4 separate regions of the Homo sapiens genome follow, and all the other regions are linked to region 3. A link is a loop called in an ENCODE intact Hi-C map of the cell type or tissue named here. Cell type or tissue: dorsolateral prefrontal cortex. All regions are shown on one strand. Region 1 overlaps KIF6 (kinesin family member 6). Region 2 holds the start of KIF6 (kinesin family member 6). Region 3 overlaps DAAM2 (dishevelled associated activator of morphogenesis 2). Region 4 overlaps KIF6 (kinesin family member 6).

Region 1 (5,000 bases), 230 kb after region 3:
ATAGAAAAAGTGAAAACACAGGCGAAAAATGCAAGAAATCTCCCCTGCCAAATTGTTCAATCATGTACGACTTCTGCCCCTTCACACATAACACCATGCTTGCCTTCAAAAAACATCCTTTGTCAGAGAGTAAAAAGAATTCGAGAAGCTCAGCAACTTTCTGGACCAAAGACACTTGCTAATATTGAGCTTTCTCCAGTGTTACAGAACACACTAGGTGGTGAATTATCCTTGACTAGAGATTTGACTGTAGAAGAAGATAGAGTTCTTACGTATATATTTACCACAAAATCTAACATAAAAACTAGCACTTTTTTCACTTTGGCTAATGGTTGGCACTTTCAAAGCTGTCCCCACTATTTTTTAAATCAACTGTATACAATTCATAGTTGTATATTCATATATACAATTCATAGCTCCTGTTAGATCATAAAATTCTAGAACTGATATGCTTGTTTATGTACTAATGACTGGAAAAAACAAAGTACTTTATAAATGCTTATTCAAAGATGTGGTGGACTTTGCAGAAGAAAATAGATTTCAACTGAATTGCCAAACCATAATGACAGATTTGGAATTAGGTGTGATCAAGGCTTCTAAAAATGATTTTTAAGGTGTTACCAACAAAGTTTGTTTTTGCCCAGTGCATTTGGTGAAAAATTCAGATGAGTGGATTGGCCACGAATACTTGAATTTAAAAATGCATGATTTGCCTGTATGACATTCCTTCCAGCTGATGACATTCCAGATTTTAATGAATTAAAACCACATTTGCCTGAAGAAGCCAGTGAAGTAACTGATTTGAAAATAATTATGTTCATGGTAGGATAAGAAGACATGGTGTTGCTGTTTGATCACCAGTATTGTTTCTGTCAAATTTGTGGTCTGTATATGAGTGTATGCAGAATGGATTTCCATGTACCCAAAACAACAAAGAAGCACAGCACAGAAAATGGGAAAATTTAATAGACACTCTTCATGTTTGTGCATGCCAAATAATAGAAGGATTTCAGGAAGATCAGCGTCACATAGAAAATTAATGTGAACATATTCTGCAAGGAGAGTTATGTCCTAAAAGAAAAAAAAAACAGCTCTTCACTGCGATGTAAGACTTCAAAATATAATTAATGATCGTGAAAGTTGGCCAGCTCTTCTGGACAGATCTGTGCAGTTGCTTATAGTCTATTCCTGTAATACACTTTTTCATGTTGAATTTTCTTTTTGGATTTGGGTTTTATTTACTTTTTATAGTTTTTTTAACTATTTAAAATTGTCGGCATTATTTTTTTCCAATTAATTATGCTATGTATTTCATCTTCACATCATTTCCAATACTAGAGTTATAAATTGTGTTGAGACTTTTAGAGAATTCTCATTTGTTGTATGCAGTTTTTGCAAATTTGACTTCACAAAAGTGCATTGTCACCACATTGACTTTGTGTGTAAGCATTGTGCATATTGACTTTGTGTGTAAGCATTGTGCATGTATGCAAAAACATTGTAACTTCCTCTCTAAATGAAGAGATGTCCATTTTGTACGTCTGCATTTGTGAAAGATAAAATTTCTCGAGATTTTGGCTCTTTGGATAACTGAATATATGGGGGTGACCCATCATGGTTTTCCATCAATTTCGTCTTAGGTTGTTCATTTTGGTGTTTCAGATGACCACAGTTATAAAGCTGGGTGCATGCAATTGCCAACCATAGTAGTATATGTTTATACATTTCCCTTTTCGACCTATTTGTTTATGAATACAGCTCATATGCTCATAACTTCATACTCTGCAACTGTCATTGTTATACATGAGGGTTTACACTTGTAAAAATATGTTATTATTGCCTAGTCTGTTGTGTAAAATGACCTATGAAATGTTTTGTCATGTTTTTGTGTTTCTCAAATAAATTCCCTTTTAAAAATGTAAATAAATATCTTTTAGAGAATATTTAAAATTATTCTTCCCAGATTTTGATCTTCCAGGATTTCAACATTTGGCATTACGGTATTAAGGATTGTATCTTTGGGGATTATGATTGACTCCCAAATTAAATCACATAGGGAACAAATGATTTATTCAAATTTTGGAAAGGATGCAAAAAAGCGTCTCTAACTTCTTACTCTCACAACTTTAATTCAAGCTAGAGAAGAGAAAAATATATATGTCTTAGCTATTTTTTGTCTTCCAGATCTCCTGTACTTCAAGCAATTAAATCTTGCTCCCACCCAGTTCATGTTCCTTCTTTACATATCTAATTCACTACCAAATATATTTCACAAATTTTTATGTGAAGTCAACTGTCATGAAAAACACTGTATATTTTGGGTCCGGAGGACACGAATTTATTTAGAAATATCTTGAGAGGACACATAATCCCAGCTCCTTCCGCATGCAGCCATCTGTCAGTGAGATGTTTAGGGGTGAAAAATGAGTTTAATAGTTTTCAGTCTCAGAATCAAGGCTGCCATCATGTGGGGGAAATTAGAGGTAATTGTAAGGTCATTGTCTAAGACTGATTGATGTTTCCAGAAATGGTGATTCTCAGGCTACCTTACCTTCTATTTCTTCTTTGGGATCGCTACTACCCCACCCTGAAACACCAAGCTTGAACTCTCTGACCTGCTTGTTTATGTCTTGACAATCCTAGACAATCCTTTGATTCTCTCCTTTCCCTGGTTTCTTATTATTTATAACAGTTATCACCACGTGAAATCATATTATATACAGCATTTATTTTGTTTTAAACTTGATATTAGTTCCAGTCCTAATTAGTTCTACTAAAATGTAAGCCTCATGAGGACAGGAAGCTTGCTTAATACATATAAGTACTAGGAACAAATCTTTCAACATGTTTATTGGCTTATTTATCTGCTTAGGTATCTAGTAGTGGTGATTAAATTGCTTTACATTTCTTTCTTAAAACTACACTGTCTCATGTGATGTGATCTCTGCCACACCTTCATTCTCTCTTTTGATGTCATTATAAAATGCTGTCTTCAGTCTGTACCTTTAAGGGAAGCCAAATATCACAACTGTTTTTTTCTTTAACAAAAGGCAATTACTTCTTTAGATTTATCTATTTTTTTTAACTTACTGCTCCTTGTAATTCCTTTCCTCCCTGCTCAGCTCATGTCTTAGAAGTGACTGTGCACTCTGCTGCATTGGCTCCGTTCTCTCCAGTTTGATTTGTGCTATATTCATATTTTATAAATTCCCCTCATCAACATATTTTCATAAAGCTTCTTATAGCCAAATCTAAAAGTGCCTGTATTATACTTATTCTGACCTTTCCCAGTTCCCACCTGCAACTGGCCATGCTTCTGCCTTTGGTTTCAGTAGCACATGGTCCCATGTGCTTCTTGAGGGATCTCTGGGACTGACTACTTTTATTTCTAACTCTGCAGTTTATGGCTTAACTCCCTACTTCTCCTCTTCCTGTCATCCATCTGCAATCACCAACCAAGGAACAAATCCTTATAGTCCTATACTTATAGTTCTTATTTTCCACAGTGTCCCTTGGAAATCTTGTTTCAAAATTTAAATTTCCTTGTATCTACAAATAGTCCAAAACAGATTTTTTTCCATTAGTGTTCCTGTGACTGGTTGCTCTAATTTGATCTTCAGAAAGATAGCAAGTTCCACCAGGCACACTTTGGGAGGACGAGGCCAGTGGATCACTTGAGTCCAAGAGTTTGAGACTAGCTTGGGCAACATGGCAAAACCCCATCTCTACCAAAAATACAAAAACTAGCCAGGCATGGCGGTGTGCACCTGTAGTCCCAGCTACTAGGAGGCTGAAGTGGGAGGATCAATTGAGTCTGTGAGGTTGAGGCTGCAGTGAGCCATGATGGTGCCACTGCACTCCAGCCTGGGCAAGACCCTATAAAAAAAAAAAAGAGAGAGAGAAAAGAAGAAAAGAAAAAAAGATACTAAGCTGAAGTTGAATAAACAACTCCATGTGGACGCGTATTTTTGACTATGTGTGTGTGCAGACAATTTTTGGCTCTGAAGACATTGGGGTACGCCAGGCAGAGAAACACCTTGCTTTTGTGGATCTTGTTTTCAGTTTGAGTATTTTATTATTCAAGATAATTTTTTTTGAGATAGGGGCTCAGTATATTGCCCAGGTTGTTCTCAAACTCCTGTACTCAAGCAATCCTTCTGCCTTAGCCTCCAGATAAATCTTTAAAAGGACTTCTTACATTGGGTTTCGAATTGATATTGTCTCTATAAAAGCTGTGTGTTCAAACACCTACTTCAACCTACAAATCTTATGAGACTATTTTTACATTTAGTTATTATATAAGAATAGTCTCTTTCATTTGTTACCCTATTAACATTTGATTAATTCAAATTTAACAGTTGAAATTTTCCTAAACAATTAATTACAATTCTAATTTAGCTAATTAAATTCCCTTAAACATTTTAAACCTCATTTACACATGTAATGTATGTGACTGTCTCAAACACCTCAAATGCCTTGTGGGGCAGACTTACAAACCTAACAAATCATTTTAAGCACATAGCAACTTAAAAAATAGTAAGCAAACATATACCCATAGTAAATCAGCCTCTCTTAACATTTTAATGCTATTTCCAAAATTGAATCAAATGTACTTACACCACTTAATATCCCAAATCTGGAATTGATTATATGTTTTAAATTAAAGTCATAATATTTTTAAGTATTTCAAACTCTTTAAATAAAACAACTAGAATGGCCCAATGATATGAAAAGTACACTTAAATATATTCTATAATGTTATTAAGAGTATGGGTTTGATTTACTTTATCTCTATTCTTAATTATTTAAACTTTCCTGGGGTGCCAAGGTCTCCAGTACAATTAAAGTAAGCAGTTTTACCATCCATGGATGGCTGAGTATACCAGGTTGAAAAATCAGAATATCAGTATGATGAATTATTGGTCAGAGACTGACCTGATTTGTATTTTTCAAAGATGGCTCCTGGTTGCTAAGTGGAGAAGGATTGAGGGAGGTTAGAA
Region 2 (5,000 bases), 170 kb after region 3:
ATACTTATGTTACCACAACCACAATCTAAATATGCAACAGTTCCATCACCCCCCAAAAAACTCTCCCATGTTCATCTGCAGTCAACCCCTTTTCCTACCCTCAGCACCTGGAAACCACTGATCTGTTTTCTATCCTTACAGTTTTTTTTTTTCTCGAATGTCATATATATATACAGATATAAATATAATTATATATGACATATAATATATAACATATATAACATATTATATATGATATATATAATTAGATATATATTATATATAATTCAATTATATATGGAATTATAAAGTACGCAGTGAGTCTGGTATCTTTCACTCATCATAATAAATGTGAGACTTAACCATGTTGTTGTAGGCATCTGTAATTCATTCCTTTTTACGGCATAGATATATCAGTTTGTTTATCTATTTACCAGCTGAAGAACATTTACTTTGTTTCCAGTTTTTGGCAATTGTGAATAAAGCCACTATACACATTCATGTTTAGGTTTCTATGTGAACATAGTTTTCATTTCATTTGGGTTAATAACTAAGAGTGGGATTGTTGTGTCATATGGTAAGTATGTGTATAACTTTATAAGAAATTACAAAACTATTTTACAAAGTGGCTGGTCCATCTTGTTTTCTCATCAGTGATGTTTGAGAGTTCTAGATGCTCTGCATCCATGTCGGCACTTAGTTTTGTCAGTTTTATTTTCTTATTTTTCGCCATTCTAAGAGATGTGTAGTGGTATCTCATTGTGGTTTTAATTTCATTTCATTAATGATTAATGATATTGAGCATATTTTTCATGTGCTTATTTGCCATCCATAGATCCTCTTTGGTGAAGCGTTTGTTCAAATCTTTGCACCCTCCCTTCACCTTAAACAAATGAATTGTTTGTTTTTCTATTATTAGGTTTTAACAGTTTGTATATATTCTGGATGCAAGTCCTTTATCAAGATACGTGTTTTGCAAAAGTTTTCTCCCAATCTGTAGTTAGTCTTTTTGTTTTCTTAAGTGTCTTTCAGCTGGGTGCAGTGGTTCATGGCTGTAATCCCTGCACTTTGGGAGGCTGAGGTGGGTGGATTGCTTGACCTCAGGAGTTCAAGACCAGCCTGGGCAAGATGATGAAATCCTGTCTCTGCAAAAAATACAAAAATTAGCTGAGTGTGATGGCACATGTCTATAAGCCCAGCTACTTGTGGGGCTGAGGCAGGAGAATCGCTTGAGCCCAGGAGGTTGAGGCTGCAGTGAGCCGTGTTCATGCCACTGCACTCCAGCCTGGGGTACAGAGCAAGACCTTGTCTCAAAAAAGAAAGAAAGAAAAAAGGGTGTCTTTAATAAACTTTTTGTTTTGTAAAAAATAATACAGAGAGAACTCGTATACCCATCTCCCAGTTTTCCCCAGTGGTAATGTTTTGCATAACTATAGTACAATATAAAAATCAGGGAATTGACATTGATACAATCCATCAATCTTATTCAATTTTATGTGACTTTTGCCAGTTTTACATGTGCTTATTTGAACATGTGTGTAATTTGTTCTATGCAATGCTATCACATGTGTAGATTTCTGTGATCACCATCACAGTCAAGATACAGAACAGCCCATCACAAGGATTTCTTTTATAACCATACCCTGCACACCTCCCTGGCAATAGTAATAGAACCATACGGTAGTTAGCTTTCGAGTCTGGCTTCTTTCATGAAACATAATTCCCCGAAAATTCAACCAATTTGTTACGTGTATCAACACTTCCTTCCTTCTTAATTGCTGAATGGTATTCCAGTTATTTTAAACTATCAGCTGAAGAACATCTGGGTTTTTTTTCCAGTTTGGGGCTATTACAAATAAAGGTGCTAAAACTATAAACACACATGCGCAGGTTTTTGTGTGAACACACGTTTTCATTCATCTGAGATAAATGCCCAAGAGTGCAATTGCTGTGTCTTAGAGTAGTTGCACCTTTAGTTTTGTAAGAAACTGTCAAACTATTTTCCAGAGTGGCTGTACCTTTATACAGTGTATGTTTTACATTATACATTCCTACCAGTAAAGTGCAACTGATTCAGTTTCTCCACATCTTTGCTAGCATCTGGTGTTGCCACTTTTTTTTTTTTTTTTTTTTTTTAAGCCATTCTGATAGATGAATAGTGATGCCTCATTGTGGTTTTAACTTATATTTCCCACGTGGATAATAATGTTGACTATCTTTTCATGTGCTAACAGTGTTTGAAGAGCTCATCCTTTCTTGCCGTGACCATTGTGTGGGAAACAGTCCCCTTCATCCAGTTTTATCCTTTTCCAAAACAGAGCTAGCCCCACTTCTAATTCCATCATGGCATAGTTTGTATTCCTTGGTTTTGATTTCCTGTTGAAAATCTGTCTCCTTGTCACTTGAGAGACCTTGTGAAGGAAAAAAAAAATCTGTCTCCTTCTTCAGACTGTGATCTCCAAGTGGGCTGGAGCAGTTCTGCAATCTTGGCTCACTACAGCTTCGACCTCCCGGGCTCAAGCGATCCTCCTGCCTCAACCTCCCGAGTAGCTGGGATACAGGCGCGCCACCACGCTTGGCTAACTTTTGTATTTTTTGTAGAGACGGAGTCTCACTATGCTGCCCAGGCTGGTCTCAAATTCCTGGGCTCTAAGCGATCCTACCACCTCGGCTTCCCAAAAACTGCTGGGATTACAAGCATGAGCCACCACGCCCGGCCCAGTGCTGTATTTTTTTTTAAAGGCAAGGGCATGGAGAATAAAATGGGTGAATGAGCGGGGCGGGGCAAGGCATGGTGGTTGTTCCCCTTTAACCACACGGTCCAGGCCGGGTCCGGCGCTAAACCCAGAGCCCAGACACTCGCTCATGCGCATGCGCAGCGCTCTCCTCTCCACCCCCGCCCTCCCCTCCCTAGCCCCGCCCCGTAGTGGCCTCCTTCCGGTCGCGACCAATTAGAGGGAGGAGGCGGGATCCTGGCTGCCAAGGTGCTCACTGGGTAGTGTCCCTAGCTACTGTTGCTAAGACTGTGGGTCGCCGGAGGTGGTGGGAGTTAGTTTTGGCAGCCCGGGCCTGAGAGAGGTCAAGGGTCATTGCAGAGCCAGGGAGGAGATGGTGAAGCAGACTATCCAGATATTCGCGAGGGTGAAGCCCCCTGTCCGGAAGCACCAACAAGGGGTACGGGCTGGAGCCTCCGGGGCGCCGGCGCGGCGGGGCCTCTTGGGCTGGGGTCGGGCGGCGGCACGCGAAGGGGCTGGGCGGAGGTGAGGGGCTTGCTGGTGGGCGCCGAGGCCGCCCGGAATCCCGCACACACTGACCGAGGAGCCCTGCAGCCGCGAAGACCCCCGCGCACTGCTGTCAGCTACGCGACCGACAGCCAGGCCACTCCTACCTGGCACAGCGCAGACCCGGCAGAGAGCCATTTTTTTTGCACCCAGGCACACGTGTTCACGCGGGGGCAGACTAGTGCATGTTCAGTATGCCTGTATAGTGTGCGCTTCAACTACACATAAGCACTTATTGCACCTTTCTGGGAAACTCACGCAGCACCGCACATGCAGATACACTCAAAGGTACATTTTGGCACTCGGGCAAAACGTGCAAGCAAGAGATGCGTGTTTATGTACCTCTGAAATAATACAAATATAGATAGACACAAATGCACAAAGCATACACATATGTAGTACTTTGCACCCAGTGGGGCCTCAGTAATTAGTTGACTGTTGTTATTCTCCAACATAAACGTGAACCTTTACATATACTCCTTGTATTAATAGATATAGGTAGATGCTTAAGCATCCTGACCCAAAGAATACGCATGTGTACTTCATTCAGAAACAATTAACTAAATATTTACCAGGTGCTTCCTCTAGTGTGCTAAATTCAGAAAGGTATAAAGAAGGTTAAGACATTGCCCTGACTCTGAGCAATGATACTTTGTATGCACCTTTTTTTTTTTTTTTTTTTTTTGAGACGGAGTCTCGCTCTGCCACCCAGACTGAAGTGCAGTGGCGCGATCTCGGCTCACTGCAAGCTCTGCCTCTTGGATTCACGCCATTCTCCTGCCTCAACCTCTCAAGTAGCTGGGACTACAGGTGCCCGCCACCACGCCCGGTTAATTTTTTGTGGTTTTAGAAGAGACCGGGTTTCACCCTGTTAGCTAGGATGGTCTCGATCTCCTCCTGATCTTGTGATCCGCCCGCCTCGGCCTCCCAAAGTGCTGGGATTACAGGCGTGAGCCACCGCGCCCAGCACTTTTTATGCTTCTTAAATATTTCAAAACATCCTCTCTTCTGCCTAGAAGGGAGCATAGTCATTCTTATGTATCTTGAGAAATGGCCACCTGACAGGTGCTTTATCTGCATTATCTCTCATTCTCACAAGAACCCTGCAAGGTTGGTGTCATTTTCCGCATTTTACAGATTAGGAAACTGAGTCTCAGGTTAAATAATGTGACCAAGGCACCCAGCTGGGGAGTGGCATAGCTGTAATTTTTTTTTTCAATTTTAGAACATTTATTTTATTCGTTATTATACTTTAAGTCCTGGGGTGCATGTGCAGAACGTACAGGTTTCTCACGTAGGTATACACGTGCCGTGGTGGTTTGCTGCACCCACCAATCTGTCATCTACATTAGGTATTTCTCCTAATGCTATCCCTCCCGTAGCCTCCCACCCCACGACAGGCCCCAGGGTGTGATGTTCCCCTCCCTGTGTGCATGCGTTCTCATTGTTCAGCTCCCACTTATGAGTGAGAACATGTGGTGTTTGGCTTTCTGTTCTTGTTTTAGTTTGCTGAGAATGATGGTTTCCAGCTTCATCCATGTCCCTGCAAACGACATGAACTCATCCTTTTTTATGGCTGCATAGTATTCCATGGTGTATATATATGTACCACATTTTCTTTAACCAGTCTATCACTGATGGGCATTTAGATTGGTTCTATGTCTTTGCTATTGTGAACAGCAGAGCTGTAATTTTAATTAAGGATTTTTGATTTCAAAGCTATCCCCTTTTCGGAAACCT
Region 3 (5,000 bases):
CACTTTGGGAGGCCAAGGTGGGCAGATCACTTGGGCCCAGGAGTTTGAGACCAGCCTAGGCAACATGGTGAAACCCTGTCTCTACAAAAATACAAAAATTAGCCAGGCTGGTGGCATGTGCCTGTAGTGCCAGCTACTTGGGAGGCTGAGATGGGAGGATACCTTGAGCCCAGGAGGCAGAGGTTGCAGTGAGCCAAGATCACACCACTGCACTCCAGCCTGGGTGACAGGGCAGGACCCTGTCTCAAAAAGAAAATAGGTAAAAATTTAAAAAATAAAGTTCAAAACCGATAAAACTAAACTAGCAGTCAAGATGGGTTTGACCTTTAGAGAGGAGGGAGGGGGGTAAAGTTTGGGAGGGGGACATGAAGAAGGCTCTGGGGGGTTGGAAGCTGTATTTCTTGACCTGGGTGTTGATTACACATGTGGTTCCCTTTTTTAATTCTTCAAGTAGGACTCTTATGATTTGTGTACTTTTCTATATGCATGTTATGTTTCAAAAATAGTTTATTTAAAAAGAATACTTGGGAAAGTTTCTGGCAATTTATATTGGTTGGGATGTTTTTTCTAAGGTTTATATGCTATTTGGAAAATCTGCAAAGGAATCCTCCTAAAAATGCTAAAATGTTGGCAAAACAGAAAATGACAAGAGTTCAAAGGAAATCAGTGTAAATGGGAAAACGCCCAGATGCAGTTCTGACATTTTAGATATATTCACAAGAATAATATATTCATGAATATATTCATAAGAATATTACATTTGCAACCATATTCATCTTGACTATATTCGGTGAATGTATTTATAATAAGAATCGGTAAATGTGGTATATTCAGCAATATATTCATAAGAAGAATATATTCAAGAATTGTAAGTTCATGAATATATTCATAGAAGAACTGGTAAATTTGTCAAATTTGGTGAACTAGCTTTTGGCAAATGGACTCAGAGCCCCTGCTGGGGATAGGAGGGCAGGTGTCAACAGCTCATCACACCTAGCTGGGATAGGCTAAATCTTAGCTCTTCCAGGAATACTTCCTGGGAGAACTGGAAGGAAGAATAAGAATCCCATCTTTGCACAATCCTCTTTTCTCCACTTATAGTCACACACACTGATCTGATTCTATAATACACAACTTTAGGCATATCTTTCCTATCTAGCTCTTAGAGGAAAGAGACTTATGTCTGGTCTATACAAGGACAGCAGCCATTGCTATACAGAGCAATTATTATAGAGCAGAGCTATAGAAGAGTAGCTTTCCCCAGCAGATCTTGCTATCCCAAACACATCTTACTCGGCTTAGCTTGATATCAAATGGAGACTCTTTCCTGAATATCCACTGACTAATTCTTTTTTTTTTTCTTTTTTGAGATGGAGTCATGCTCTGTTGCCCAGGCTGGAGTGCAGTGGTTCCATGTCGGCTCACTGCCAGCTCCGCCTCCTGGGTTCATGCCATTCTCCTGCCTCAGCCTCCTGAATAGCTGGGACTACAGGTGCCCACCTCCATGCCCGGCTAATTTTTTTGTATTTTTTAGTAGACACGAGGTTTCACCGTGTTAGCCAGAGTGGTCTCAATCTCCTGACCTTGTGATCCGCCCGCCTTGGCCTCCCAAAGTGCTGGGATTATAGGCATCAGCCACCGCACCCAGCCTCCACTGACTAATTCTTAGGCTCCTGGGAGCAGGAAACTGTCTGAGATTAAACCTTTCTGATGGCTAAGCTACTCTGGTTCCAAATCTCCAAATGGCAATTGCTCACATTTGTTCCACTGACCCAAGACATACAAATAGTTGTGCACACATGTCTTGGGCTGAACCCCTTACTTGTGCTGCATGCTCCAAAGGCAGTCTGCAGCAGGATGAAAGAAAGTTGTGAAGAAGATAAGGATTCACCCATCACCAGGGCAGGAGATATGGCCAGACCTTAGAAATAGAGAGTCACTGCTGCTCTCTTTCCCTCTTGATTGATTATCTATGCTTACCACCTGCAGGTCCCTTGCTGTGTGTGTGTGTAGTGTGAGGGGGAACAAGATCTGATTACAGAAAATGTCTGCCTTAGCTCTGCATGCTCCACCCTATCCATAGACTATCCCTGAAGCATCTCAATGGATTTCAGGAAGGGTTGCTCTCTGGACTGGGCATCTCAGGGAGTACTGACTGGCCCTGGTGTCCAGCAGGGGGTGCCCATGCTCTGTTCTGCCCCCAGCCTGGTAACCTCAACATCCTGGAAACAGGCTTTCTTGCTCCACTCTGCTGACCCTGTCCTCCCCACAAATGAGCCTCCCAGCCTCTCCTGCTTATTGCCTCCTGGGTCCACATGTCTCTGCCCACCGTCCTGACCTCCTGCCTCTCCCAACAACTCCACGCCCCTCCCTGCTGTGCCATCAGCACAGGCAGCCCCTGGGGAGTACTAGGGGACAAGAGGGAAGGGACTGATTTTGAAGATCAGCATCTGCATTCCTACCCTGGTTCCACCACTCACCAGTGTCACAGCCTCGGGACATTAACACAGCCCTACTTTAGAAAGGAGAGAATGGAGCCACATGGAAATTAATAATAGCACCCACCCGTGCGATTGCTGTGATGACCAAATGAGGACCAACCAAGCAGAGTGCTTCACACAGTGCTTGGCGCATGGTTCTCATTGAACTACAAATTTCTCATCTGGAAATGGCCTGTATTGGAAGTGTTCCTGACTCAGAAAATCAGATGCCTTTAGAAATCAGCTTGTGCAATTTCCTACTTTCTGAATGGCTCACACTTAAACTAACGTGCCCAGAAGTCTTCTATGAGCCTAGTACCTCTTAAGTAGAGTAAAGACTGATGAGCTCAGTCCCAGCCAGGCACTGTTGTAGGTGTGGCTATTATTATCTTTTCTACCTTTCCATCCCATGCTGGGGCAGATGTCAACAGACGCCCCACCTTGGAGAGCTTGCATGCTGAGGCATAAGGAACATGTCACAAGGTTGGCGCATGTGCTAATATAAGCAAGTGCATATTTTTATAATAATCATCATTTTAGATTTTGTCTTTGACTTTTTGTTTTTGTTTTTGGGTTGAGAATAAGAAAGGGGTTTCCCTCTGCCCCTATTCACTGGCTCCCACCCACCCTGCCTTTCTCAGATAACTCTCCACTCTAAGCCTCCTGCAACCCTCAGCCCTACCTTCCACTTTGGGCTTTGCCTCAGCCAGCCGCTCCTGGAATTTCTTCTTGAAGAAGAGGGCTTGCAGTCGCTGCTGGTAGTGGTCAATCCTGTAGACAAGGTGAACCATATCTTGAGGTATCCCACCCCTATCCTGGCCAGCCCCAGCTCCCGGAGCCAGCTCCAGTCTCCTCTCAAGCCTGCCCACCTCCATCCCCTTCCTCTTGGCAGAGCCCCACCTGCCCCACCTGCCAGAACCCCACCTGCTTGAATCCCCACCATGCCCATGGCCCAACCTGCTCATTTCATAGAGGAAGCGGTCAGCACGGGCCATCCGCTCAATTTCATGCTTGTGCTCCTCCAGGAGGTCAATGTCACTCTTCTCTGGGATGAACTTGAGGAGCTGCAAAGAGCAGGCGCAAGTCACACAAGCAACTGGTGAGCAGCAGACATGGGGTACAGGGTGTGAGAAGCTGTACTGACTTGGGTCAAGATGGGGAGGGTGCCTTGAAAGAGGGAGGCACCCTCATGTGGACAGATTTCTTTCATCTGCCTGAAGGGGATGACAGGGCACACAGCTCTGAAATTCTTTTTTCTTTTTTAAAATTGAGATGTAACTGATATACAGTATTTCTTTCTTTTTTTTTTTTTTTAATAGGGTCTCACTCTGTCAATCAGGCTAGAATGCAGTGGTATGATCATAGCTCACTGCAGCCGTGACCTCCTGGGCTGAAGCAATACTCCCACCTCAGGTCCTGAGTAGCTGGGAATATAGGCATGTAGCACATACTGGGTTAATTTTTTTTATTTTTTTATTTTGTAAGACTGGACCTCACTACGTAGCCCTGGCTGGTCTTTACCTCCCGAGCTCAAGCAGTCCTCTCACTTCAGCCTCCAAAAGTGCTGAGATTATAGGTGGGAGCCACCACGTCTAGCCTAAAGTACACTATTCTTCAATGTACAGCTCAGTGATTTTTCTTTTCTTTTAAACAAACTTGAGGTATAGTCTACATAAAATAAAATGCACCCATTTTAAATGTGCAGTTCAGTGATTTTTGTCAAATCTCCATCCATTGAATCATCATTCAGATTAAGATAGAGAACATTTCCATCCCCCAGGAAAGTTATTTTTCATCACTTCAGTAAGCCATTCAAGTGAATATAGGCTCTCAACTGAATTCTAGGACCTTAGCCAGATTTGCCTGTCCTTGAACTCATGCTGTATGCTCTCTTTTATGTCTGACTTCTCCCCAGCATAATGTCTAAGGTTCATCCATGTCATGGTAGTTTATTTATTGCTGAGTAGGATTCTACTGTATGAATATACCACAGTCTACTTATTCACTTTCCTATTGATGGACAGTTGGGTTGTTCACAGTTCGGGGAATTTATAAATAAAGTTGCTATAAATAGAGTTGGCCCCTGAGTAACACAGGGTTGAACTGTGCAGGACCACTTGTATGTGGATTTTCTTCTGCCTCTGCCATCCCTGAGACAGCAAGACCAACCATTCCTCTTCCTCCTCCTCAGCGTGAAGACAATGAGGATGAAGACCTTTATGATGATCCACCTCCACTCAATGAACAGTGTCTTTTAATGATTTTTTTTCTTTTTTTTTGATGGAGTCTCACTCTGTTGCCCAGGCTGGAGTGCAATGGCACCATCTCACCTCACTGCAACCTCCGCCTCCTGGGTTCAAGTGATTCTCCTGCCTCAGCCTCCCAAGTAGCTGGGACTACAGGCATGCACCATCACACCTGGCTAATTTTTGTATTTTTAGTAAAGATGGGGTCTCACCATACTGGCCAGGCTGGGCTTGAACTCCTGACCTCAAGTAATTTGTCCACCTCAGCCTCCCA
Region 4 (5,000 bases), 460 kb after region 3:
GCACAATGCCTAATATAAATAAATACTTCTTGAGAGAATAAATAGACGATTGTCTCATTAGCAAGGTGAGCTTTTAATCACTCTTTTTGCTCCTTTGCTCTTTCTCTTTCAAATGCATACAGTGCATGCTCAGGGACGGGAACTGCCATAGGAGAAAGAGCCTGTTTTCTAAATCCTCAGAGGGACAAGGAAGTGATTTCTTCAGTAAATAAAAGCCGTTCATTAACTTTGCAGCTGATCCCAAAATGGGGTGAGAAGTGGTATATTAGTGCAATCCAAAGGAGCTGCGCATGAGCTCTGAACAAGCAGAATGGGGATGGGCAAGGGTAGGGCCAGGCTGGGACCTGGGCTCACACACTGGAGCTGCCCGTGAGTCCTTCCCATGTGCCTCCCTCTGTGGACCTCAGCCTTGCCCCAAGTGGTGGCCTTGAAGTCTCTGCAGGCATCCTGGCCTTGCCTTGCCTCTTTGCCTTCCAGCTATGCTTCAGCCACCTCACCTTGGCCTCCCTGAGTGGACATTTGGGAAAACAGCTGACAAGATAATAGCCATCATTCTGATGGCCTTCACCTGTGGTCACCACAATCAAAGAACTCCAACTCCAGAATACTTTGTCCGTGACAGAAGGAAAACCAAGGTTATGTTCCTGATGATAAGCCCTTGGCACTTCAGGACCCCTAAGTGCCTTTTAAGCCACCAAGAGTATTAAATCCTTCCAGTGTAACTTTCCCATAATGTGTACTTTATTCCATTGTAAGTCTTTGAAAGTTGGCGATGCATGTAGAATATGTTATGCTGCTGGCCCCGAATTTCTTAGTAGGACCTTCAAGACCGTACACAACGATCCCAAACTGCCTGCGCTTGTCTCCTCTGTGCCCTCCACGTCCTTTCTGCTCCCACGGCCCAGGCCCCAGTGCACCTCAGGGAAGGTGTGTTTCATGTTGTTTCGTGTTTTCATATTGTCACTTACTTTTGTGTTGTTCGTTGTTGGGAATATAGTTAGTCCCAATGGTTGCTCAGTGCATTGTAAGTTCTCCCAGGAGTGGCTGCCGCCACAGTGCCGTGGGCTCTGGAGTGGTCCTTTCCACCCAGCTGTCCATTCACAGTCAGCTCTGCAGAAAAAGCAGAGCCTGGGAGGGAAGAGGCTGTGAACCCTTCTTCCCTGCAGCTTAAGCAAGCTTTCACTCCCACCCCACACCCCTTTCACCCACCACCCCCACACCTCTGTTGGTGGAAGGCTGCTCATCAGCTCCCCTGCGGGGGGGAGCAATTTGGAGATCCCCCAAGCAGGCTCCAGTGTGGTCTCTGTGGAGCTTTTCTCTTCCCATCTCCAGTCCAAAGTCTCATGCCCTCTACTGTCTGTTATTATTTTATTATGTAGCAAAAGGCATGCACTGTTAGAACTGGGTGCAGACCCGGACAGGGGAAAGGTATGGAATGAATCCGCTGGCTCCTAATGGGCTCTGCTGGTGAAACGTGCCCCTCAATGTCTCTCATGCATCAGGGATCATCTTTCTGCGTCTCACACAAGCGGATTCCCAGGCCTACCCAATTCTAGAGTGTGCAAGGCAGATGTGGAGACAAAGCTGAGTCGTGCCCATTTGCTTCTGATCAGAAAAGGGTGGGGTGTATTTTTGTGCCTCACCATTTAGACATTCTTCACGGTGCTATTTTTATCAAGAGTAATCATTAAATTGGTGTCAGATGGGCTAGTCCAGTTACTCACCCTTAGGATGGGTGATGGGACTCAGAGAGTTTTTTCCAGGCAAGAGGAGACGTGGTATGTGGCCCATATGAAAGCCTCTGCGGAACCCTTGGCCTCAGAGTGAGCCTCACTAACCCTGGACTGTGTTCCCGCAGCAATAACAGCAAGGCTCAGCACCACCCAGCTTCATTCTCAACCTGATTCATTTAACAGATGTATGCTGAGCACCTTCTAAATGCCAGACTTTGAACAAGACACAAGGATTCACAAAACAAACAAACAAAAAACTATTATCTCTACCCCCTGAGAAACTTACATTTCACCAGAAAGGATTGCCATGTGAAGTGGCAGTGTCCACTGGGCTGTGCATATTATAGGTGTATTGATAAGGAACATGGTGAAAAGAGGGTTTGTTCTGCCTGGGCTTTGACGAAAGCTCCACGGAGGTAGAGTTACTGGAGGAAAACATGAGAAAAGGCCTCCCAGGCAAAGGAACCAAGGGCAGAAGCATTAAAAAAAAAAAAATGGCTCTATAGATGCATCCAAAATCCAGCGGTGAATTCAGCTCTCACTGAGGGGTCCCAGGCATACATCTGCGCTGACCCTCACTCCGGGAGGTGGTGAGGAGGAGAGCCTGGTCCTGGCTGTACTGACCGTGGGTCCCAGAAGTTGAACTCTGAACAGCGCCCAGCAGTGAGGGTTGGCCTTTATTGGCAAAGGCGATACAGGATATTGAAGTTAGAGATGACCTAGGGACCCCTGCCATGGCCAGCTCATGAGTCTTGTAACTGAGGACCTAACTCCTGAAGAAGAGCCGAGACCCCCTCACTAACCACAGGAAACAAGAATGAATTGTTATACAGAGACTAAGAGCAGAATTTTCTAGATGCTATCTTTCAGTTTGGATTATAATTCCTTTAACTAAATGCCTGGAAATTTAACAGAAAAACAAAATAGGGCATACCAGGGAGAAATGTGGCACTGAACGATGGTAAGAAAAGGCATTTGCAGACATCCTCGGCAGTCCAGGGCTTGGCGCTGTGGTTTTCATTTCCCCCGAGCAGGCATTCCAAACCCCGCCCCCCACGAGTCACATGGCTGTGCAGGCACAGTCCTGAGGGGTGCAGCGGGTGGCACTGGAAGGGCCTCCTCAGCAGGTTGTCAGCCAGCTGGAAGAGCCTGGGGCCACCTGTCTGGTCAGAGTCTCTCTGCTGTGGGCCTCTTGGAGCCAGGGCTGGTTTTGTGGTCTGACTGAAGTGACAATGAAATTAATAGGATCCTGATGCTGTGACTGAGGCCATTTCCCTGTGTCTCCAAACAGGAATGAGAGAGGAAATGTCATTAGGATGCCAGGAGGCTTTTGAAATCTTCAAGAGGGACCACGCTGACAGCGTTACCATCGATGACAACAAACAGATTCTGAAACAGAGGTAAGGCTGTCTCAGAGAGCAGCTGGTCCTCCGAGGCTCAGCCAGGCCAGCCTAGAAGAGATTTGCTTACTCTGTCCTTCCTAATCTGCCCAACATAACTATTACAAGAAAAGCATAATGTTTATTCAGTTTCACATTTAATTATGTCCAGCCTGGTACAATTCTCCTTCATGTGTGAGCCTCACCATCCCAGTACTACTGGGGTAAGCAACTTTAGGGCAGGGTCTGTTACTGACAGTATCAACGTGATTTACAATTCTCACATCATACATTCATTCTCATCAGCCTGTACTCTATCCATGTCTTACTGTTGCAAAGGAGGGGGGAAAAAGTCTATGGACCAAATTATATTCTTAGAACTGCAGGCACTCCAGCTGTTCTGGAGAGCAGTCCTGTCTTAGTCAAAGAAAATATGTGCACATCTTGTGACCCAGAAGCCTTTGGTGTCTTCTCCAGGCCAAAATTAGAGCAGGCAGGATTATCTGCTGACATGTTGTCAGATGGGGCTGTGCTCTGGACCCCTTCAAAAGAAGCTTACTTAGAGGTATATAATTTCTTTTAGCTAGTCTGTGAGGTATATGCATATCCTCAAACTGTAGCAAACAAACTCTATCAGATGTAGGGGTCTAGAGCTCAGAAGAAAGGGTGAACTCTCATATGTCACATGAGACTGTGGATCCTAGCACACAGTAAGTTTTCAAGAACTATTTGTTGAATTAAAATGAGATCTGAGTTTGAGAATCATATGACAACTCAGGAAGCCTAAGAAGTAGATGAGCTCTCAGGAGAACATGTGGCAGTGCTGAGGCCTAAAGAGGGGAGCCATAAGGGAAAGGAGTTTGAAGGGAAGGTAGAGAGAAAGGAGGCCATAATGGAGACTGAGAAGAAGCATAAAGAAGAGGGGGCGAACCAGGAGAAAATAATGTCCTGATAGCCAAGTCAAGAGGAGAGCCGGCTCCAAGAAGAAGCAGACTGTCAGTAGTGTCAGATGCGACAGAGAAATAAGCAGGAGGGAACTGGGAAGTGTACAGAGATTTTGCAACTAGAAGGCCATTGGCTGGACTGCCGGGCATGGAGGAGCGAGTGAGAAGAAATGTCATTGCCTTCAAAAAGTTGGTGATAGATGAAAATCATTTTTTTTTTTTGAGACAGAGTCTCACTCTGTTGCCCAGCCTGGAGTGCAGTGGTGTGATCTTGGCTCACTGCAACCTCCACCTCCCGGGTTCAAGCGATTCTCCTGCCTCAGCCTCCCAAGTAGCTGGGACTACAGGCACCCGCCACCACACCTGGCTAATTTTTTGTATTTTTAGTAGAGACGGGGTTTCACTGTGTTAGCCACGATGGTCTCATCTGCTGACCTCGTGTTCCGCCCACCTTGGCCTCCCAAAGTGCTGGGATTACAGGCATGAGCCACTGCGCCTGGCCTAAAAACATTTTTAGAAAGAACAAAGAGAGGTAGCTTAAGTAAAAGGGAAGTTGGTTTCAGGATGGGAAAGAATTGGCTAATATTATAGGCCACAGAATAAGCTAATGGTAAGAGAAAGGTAGAGAAACAACAGGAAAAGCTGACACAGCAAGGCTCCTGGAAGACAGGAAGGTAGGGAATAAAAGCTCAGTGGAGGTTAGCCCTGGAAGGGAGCAAGAATGGAAAAACAAATCAAGATGGGGCTGACATTGGCACACTGAGAAGAAGAGAGAGAAAATTAAAGATGACCTAAGTTTTCTCTGTGAAAAAGAAGTTGAGGTAGAATAAGAGACTTGAGGGTGGTGATGAAGGTTTAATACAGCAGCCACAGGGAATGGGAAAGAAGGTAGACCCGGAAGAAGGAAAAAGAAAGGCAAACGGAAAAGCAAACCGCAATGAGGG

Evidence for each region. Hi-C counts contacts between places; a loop is a spot of excess contacts. Peaks named below come from ENCODE experiments on the same cell type or tissue, not always from the same donor. Only the 100,000 strongest peaks of a DNase experiment are listed, where the experiment ranks them.
Region 1: it touches region 3 in a loop (6-fold over the local background); 6 of 110 quality-filtered maps call a loop at or near these places.
Region 2: a loop joins it to region 3, with 2.7 times the contacts of the local background. A loop is called at or near these places in 7 of 110 quality-filtered maps.
Region 4: it touches region 3 in a loop (2.5-fold over the local background); 2 of 110 quality-filtered maps call a loop at or near these places.

What each region holds. Positions count from the first base shown.
Region 1 is chr6:39,661,804-39,666,803 of GRCh38, reverse strand. All of the region lies in intron 3 of KIF6 (kinesin family member 6), which reads left to right. Among named protein-coding and RNA genes, the nearest start is that of KIF6, 61 kb to the left of the region's middle. In dorsolateral prefrontal cortex, CTCF peaks have their summits at 2,255 and 2,457 (motif pointing left); no DNase peak of the experiment used is centred here; H3K27ac peaks cover 3,490 bases.
Region 2 is chr6:39,723,398-39,728,397 of GRCh38, reverse strand. KIF6 (kinesin family member 6) reads left to right here and starts at 2,990. Exons shown (of 23, transcript NM_145027.6): 1 at 2,990-3,153. The coding sequence starts at 3,088. RefSeq lists silencers at 2,750-2,949, 2,656-2,987, 3,200-3,269. In dorsolateral prefrontal cortex, a CTCF peak has its summit at 2,830; DNase peaks (open chromatin) are centred at 2,917 and 3,387; H3K4me3 peaks cover 1,526 bases; H3K27ac peaks cover 2,684 bases.
Region 3 is chr6:39,889,885-39,894,884 of GRCh38, reverse strand. It overlaps DAAM2 (dishevelled associated activator of morphogenesis 2), which reads right to left. Exons shown (of 25, transcript NM_001201427.2): 18 at 3,438-3,544; 19 at 3,163-3,251. It overlaps DAAM2-AS1 (DAAM2 antisense RNA 1), which reads left to right. Exons shown (of 4, transcript NR_125831.1): 2 at 3,122-3,262; 3 at 3,506-3,579. Among named protein-coding and RNA genes, the nearest start is that of DAAM2-AS1, 5.0 kb to the left of the region's middle. In dorsolateral prefrontal cortex, a CTCF peak has its summit at 2,178 (motif pointing right); DNase peaks (open chromatin) are centred at 1,438 and 2,174; H3K27ac peaks cover 3,721 bases.
Region 4 is chr6:39,429,186-39,434,185 of GRCh38, reverse strand. It overlaps KIF6 (kinesin family member 6), which reads left to right. Exons shown (of 23, transcript NM_145027.6): 14 at 3,025-3,133. Among named protein-coding and RNA genes, the nearest start is that of KCNK16, 110 kb to the right of the region's middle. In dorsolateral prefrontal cortex, a CTCF peak has its summit at 2,803 (motif pointing right); a DNase peak (open chromatin) is centred at 2,785; H3K4me3 peaks cover 1,009 bases; H3K27ac peaks cover 1,648 bases.